2 separate regions of the Mus musculus genome follow, and region 2 is linked to region 1. A link is a contact called in ENCODE POLR2A ChIA-PET data. All regions are on one chromosome and are shown on one strand. Each heading gives the region's core, a stretch centred on a gene start or an enhancer-like site at or near the end of the contact. The rest is flanking DNA. Distances are from core to core; before and after follow the strand shown.

The links. ChIA-PET counts read pairs that join two places held with the same protein, here RNA polymerase II (POLR2A).
Region 2: POLR2A ChIA-PET joins it to region 1 with 14 read pairs in embryonic stem cell. The contact joins the promoter of Dhx32 here to the promoter of Edrf1 in region 1. POLR2A ChIA-PET finds 5 or more read pairs at or near these places in 4 of 5 experiments (Patski and embryonic stem cell).

What each region holds. Positions count from the first base shown.
Region 1 is chr7:133,636,206-133,638,999 of GRCm38, reverse strand. It overlaps Edrf1 (erythroid differentiation regulatory factor 1), which reads right to left and starts at 1,325. Exons shown (of 25, transcript NM_178115.4): 1 at 1,077-1,325; 2 at 1-93. The coding sequence starts at 1,187.
Region 2 is chr7:133,775,391-133,778,184 of GRCm38, reverse strand. It overlaps Dhx32 (DEAH (Asp-Glu-Ala-His) box polypeptide 32), which reads left to right and starts at 1,382. Exons shown (of 12, transcript NM_133941.2): 1 at 1,382-1,583. It overlaps Fank1 (fibronectin type 3 and ankyrin repeat domains 1), which reads right to left and starts at 1,294. Exons shown (of 11, transcript NM_025850.2): 1 at 1,215-1,294. The coding sequence starts at 1,227.

The DNA of each region.
Region 1 (2,794 bases), core at 76-2,575:
GAGACGTGCAAACGCTGTTCGAGGAGGGGCAGAAGAGTATTTTACCACAGCTCTGCTTTTCACTTCGTTGCCTCCAAGAAATAAGGCCGATCCCTAAATAACATATGGAATGAAGCTTTAATGAACACTGCCAGGAACGACAATCTCACTTTCATAAAAATGAATTAAGAACCCACCAAATCAGGATTCACAAGGAGCCTCAGCTGCGTGTCAGCTCTAACACTTAATAAACAAGCTTAAATTACGCTTACTTAGCTGTTTTTCACGAAACTAAAAAAAAAAAAAAAAAAAAAAAGGATCAATCAAGAAGTGGACAGGGGCCAACCAACCTGCTTTTTAAAAATCTGGGCATAGTAGTTGCAAACACAAGCTTCAAGCACTCTGGAGGCAGAGGCACAAGGGCCAGTGCAAGGTCTACGTCCAGCTTGACTGCCCGGTCTGCATAACCAGTTCCACACCAGCCAAGACTCAACCCGGTACGATGAGTCACAGAAAAATGTAGACTCAGAAACTAAGTGCGCTCAACTGTGTCCTGTCAACCGCATGTAAAACGAGCAAGACTTCTGTACGGTTCTAATGGAATATTTTTAAGTAGCATAAGTCAATGACAAACGTCATTTGCAGGACGTGTTTATTTTTACCAAACACACAGCGATTGATCGGTAAGCTCATCGCATCCCATTCTACATTAGCTCCGTAGCTGACCCTACACCCACCCGGGCATGCTCAATGTCTGGACCCGCTGTTCGACTCTCCTTCGAGAACCCTTCCAGGCGTTGCAAATTCTCTGTGCCCTCCCTGGGTCCGTCCCTCTCTCCTCTGCCTGCCTTCGGCGGGCTGTGACACACACACACTCTATAGCCCGTCCACTGGCGCCGAGTGCGAAGCCAGGGGTGTTGCGCATTGCAAGCAAACGCCTGCCTGCACACCCGACGACAGGCTCGCCTGGTGATTCATTCCGTACTAGAGGTGCTAAGGAGGCGTGGAAGAAAGTTCCAGAAGCCCCACGTCCCCCTCCCAGGCCCGCAAACCCCCCAAGCCCCTGCAGGTCGCGCTCCGCCGCCGCCGCCTCTCACCTGTGCAGAAGGCTCCTCGGAGTCCGCCTGGGACAGGAGGCTGAGCCCTCCTCGGGCGGCCGCCCCTGAAGGAGAAGCCTCGGCTCCTGCTTCCTTGGGGTCCCCCATCATTTCCGACCCTGGGGAGGCGACCAGACGCGCGAGCCCTGGAGGCGGCGACAGGAACGCGGGCCCAGAGTCGCAGGAGAACCTCAGAGCGAGCGACTCGGACACTCAGCGGCTCGCACTTCCGGCGGCTGCCAGGAAGAGCTCGAGGTAGCGCGATGAAATCTCGCGAGATTCACCCAAAGGTCCAGCCCGTCCTCCGGCTCTGGCTCCTCCTTCGCGGTCCGGGCAGGAGCTGCCGCACGCCGTTGCCTGTCACACCATTAGGGCGGACACTTCTCGCGATACACGCCTCCCGGGCTCCTCCCCCTCGCTCGTGGCCGGTCTTTGTTGGCAAACAGTTAATGAGACTTGAGTCAAAGTCGCGGTGGCTGGGGTGGGGCGGTGCCGCCTTGGGTATTCGCGTAATCAAAGCTGGTGGCATCAAGGCCCTCGCAGGCGGCCGCTCTCTTGGGGCTTCTCCGAGTTGCACACGCGCGGGGACCTCCGTGGGTCTCAGCACCCTCAGATCAGTGGGGCTGAAGCAAGGAGAGAGAAGCCATCAGTCTGTTTAATCGGTTTCTAGGCAGCGCTCATGCAGCCCTGGCTGGTTTCGAACTCGCAAAATAGCCGAGAGTGACCTTGAACTTGACACTCTGCCTCCAGCTCCCGAGGGCTGGGGTTTCTTTCTGCCCGAGGATGGAACCCAGGGCTTCGTGTAGGCTAGGCAAGCACTCGGAGCTACATTTCCACCCTGCACCCAATAACAGACAAACTGCTACATTCCTCATAAAACATATATATTTGAGGTAAAAGGTTTTGTTTTATGTCGAGGTATTACGTTTTGGGTTTTTTTTTTTTTTTTTTTTTTTTTTAAATGTGTTTTGAGTGCTTTGGCTGCGTGTGTGCATGCAGTGCCCGCAGAAACCAGAAGAGGGCATCAGATCTCCTGGAACGGGAGTTACACGCAGTTGGGAGTTGTGGGCTGTGGGTGCTAAGCTGTGTCCTCTGCAAGAGCAGAAAGTGCTCCTAATGGCTGAGCCAGGACGGAGGTATACGTTTTCAGTTTTCAGTGTTTTGGCCTTTGCAATTATTTAGCCATGCCAGGTTATAATTTTCCTTAGTCTCTAAAAACCCAGTAACTGAAAAACTTTAGGAGTTCTCGGAGAAAGCAGATGCAGTCTGCAAATTGCTTTCATGCAAAACAAGACATTTTTATGAATTAACTTTTTGGTGCATATTTTGCAGATCCTTACTTTAAAGCATGTTTTGTGATTTTTTTTTAAACTACTCTGTATTTAGAGCCAGTTTTTGTTTGTTTGTTTGTTTGTTTGTTTTGTCCTTTTCGTTGTTTATTACATCAGAGGCTAGCAGGCTCGTCACATAAAAGCTTGTGCCAAACAAAACTGAGGGCCCGAGTTCCATGTCATCCCTGGACCCCACTGTAGAAGGAGAGAACTGACTCTGGAAAGCTCCCCTCTGGCCGTCACATGTCCTGTGGCATGAACACACACACAATAATAATACAGAGATCTGAATAAGACCTATGTAGCTAACACAAAAAGATTAAACTTTGAGTACTTAAAAATAAACCCTGTATATCCATTAACTCACGTTACAGGAATATTTTTTTT
Region 2 (2,794 bases), core at 133-2,632, 140 kb before region 1:
CCCATCGTGGTAGCCCATGCCTTTAATCTTAGCACTTCATAAACAGAGGCAGGTGGACCTGTGGATTTGAAGCCAGCCTGGTCTTTAAACAGTGAGTTCCAAGCTAGCCAGAGAGATAGTGAGATTCTGTTTCAATCAAAACAAAATGAAAAACAGCACTGTAGCCCCAGCACTTTCAGAATGTGGAGCCATGAAGATTCTGAGCCACTGGTTCAGGAGGCTAGGTCACGAAGTTTGCCCTAAACTCAAGGTCAGCCTGGGCTGCAGGAGACAAACTCAAACTTAAGAGTATTTTTAAAAACAAAACAAAAACCAGGGCTAATGAGATGACTTCGCGCAAACAATGCTTGCAGAAAGTAAAAGAGCCAAGTTTGATGCCCAGAACCTCCATAAAATATCAAGTGTGGTGGTGTGATTTGTAGATTCAGCCCTAGAGAGCTGGAGACAGGATCACCTCTGGGGTTCTGCTAGCCGGTTTGCCTAGCCTAGTTCACTAGAGCTCTAGGTCAGTGGGACACCCTGTCTTGAAAACCAAGGTGGGAGCCTGAAGATGTGGTTCAAATATCATGAACACTGACTGCTCTTCCAAAGGACCCAGCACCCACAAGCCTACTCACAGCCTGCTTTTATTATAGTTCAAGGGGATTGGGTTCTCTCTTCTGGTCTCTGTAGAGGCACAAGGCACATGAGTGGTGCAGAGACATATACATGCAGGCAAAACATCTGTACACATTAAATAAAATAAAATAAAAATTTAAAACCAAGGTGGATGGCAAGAAAAGACACCAGAATGTCCCCTCTGGGTTCCACACAAATGTGGCACACTTGCATGTGCACCTGTGTGACACCTGCACACGTGTGCACAAACACATGCATCCGCACGAATAGTCAATAACAAAGAACGGAAAATTTAAGACAAACAGGAATGAGAAACTTTTGTTATGTATCTTATGCTGGGCGGAAGCACATGAATTATATATACCACAGACTTTAGGGATAAGATCGAAGAGAGGCAAGAACACATAAATTCAAGGCCCAGGCTCCATGGAGGTTCACTAAGACACTGGAAGCACTATTAACCATTCGTAAGCCCATTGCTAGTGAGGGCATCAGCCGTGCTCTGTGGAATCTGTGGATCATTTAGCCGAGGGTTCGAGACCTGGCCCGGCTAGCTCGGTCTCTGCTCGCACCCCAGGCCCTAGCCCGCCGCTTACTGTGGGGCTCCATGGTCAGCTGCTCCCGGGGGCCCTCGGGCCCAGCCCTGGCGGCGCCGCCCTCCTAACGCCTGTCTTCGTCTGGCGTCGCTCGGGTTGCCCTGACAACCGGGGATGGGCAGGCGAGCGGGCGGGCGGGGCCCGGCGGACGGCGAGAGGGAGGGACCAAAAAGTGACGTGGAAACGCAGAGCAGCGCACGGGCGGGAGTGGCGCAGGGGGGTCGCGACCCGGGAGCGCGGCGGCTTCAGCAGAGCCGCGCCCCGAGCTCGGGAACGCTCTGTCAGCTCCTCTAGGGACCACGCGAACGTCGGCCGGGCTCGGGAAGCTCCCGCCCAGGCTCTGGGAGGCCTCGGCGGCCGCCGCTGCAGGTAACGGCAGGGCAGGCGGCGGGGAAGCAGGGAGGCCGCGCACCTGTTGCGGCCCCGCCCGACCAGGCACAGCTGAGGGCGAGGGCGCCCCCAGCTCCGGAAGGAGAACCGGAGCTCCGGCCTGAGATCTTCTGGACCCTGGTGGGTTAAGTCTAGGATGACCTGAGACGCCCCAGTGAGAGTCAGAACAAACCCTGCTCCAGCCGGATGACTCGGTCTTTGCACCGCCGTAACCCCAAGCTAGAGTCAGGGTTACCCCTGCATCTGGCGTCCGTCCAGGTCAGGGTCCGGATGAACCCGGAGATGCCCGGGTGAGAGTCGAGATAGACCCTGTTCCTGCTGGAGGACCCAGCTTTTGCCTGCCAGTACCCATTCTCCAGAGTGAAGGGCTATTGCTTCAGGATGTTGCCCCAAGTCATGGTCCGGACTCGGCCTTTGCGCGTGGCAGCTCTTTTCCAGGGTGGGTACCCTATACCGGGATGTTGTCCCAGGTCAAGGCTAGGATGACCCTAAGACTCCGAGTATGGGTGCTCTCAGCTCCTCCTGGAGGACTCGTTCTTTGCACCACATGTTTCAGAGAGGGGTGTTCGAATCCGTTTGCCTAGGTGAGGGTGTGAAAGCTGCTCCTGCCTCTATAGTAGGCCAAGGCTGTCTACTGAGACTACGGGCAGTTCCTCCCCTAGTCCTGCTCTGTCTATCATCCCCACTGTCACCTATCATATTTCAGGCTGTGGGCCCCTTGTGGGATCTTGGAAATTGGTTTAGTTTGGTGTGTGTGTGTGTGTGTGTGTGTGTGTGTGTTTGTGTTTGTGTTACAATACTCATTTTTCCTGTTGATTTTTTTTGGGGGGAGAGGGGGGTCACTGAGTCAGCCAAATTGTGTAGGATACTGGTTTCAAAGACCAGGATCCAGGTTTTCCTTTAAGAAAGGTGTGAAGGGGGGAAAAACCCACTAGGAATTTTTATCTGGTATGGTGTAGAATTTTCAAACCACCTCAGAGAGTGTCATGGGTTAAGGAGAGAAGAGGGGGAAGCAGAGGAAGGAAGAAAAATGGAGAAGAGATAAGAAAGGGATGAGGAAGTGCGGAGAAACAGAGGAAATTGTAGGATTGATTTACCGGTCAGCGCTGGACATTAAAGGCCTTCCATCAACCCCTACTGCTGCCATAGACAGGACTAGAGAAAAATGGAAGGCCCAGCCAGCTCTATTG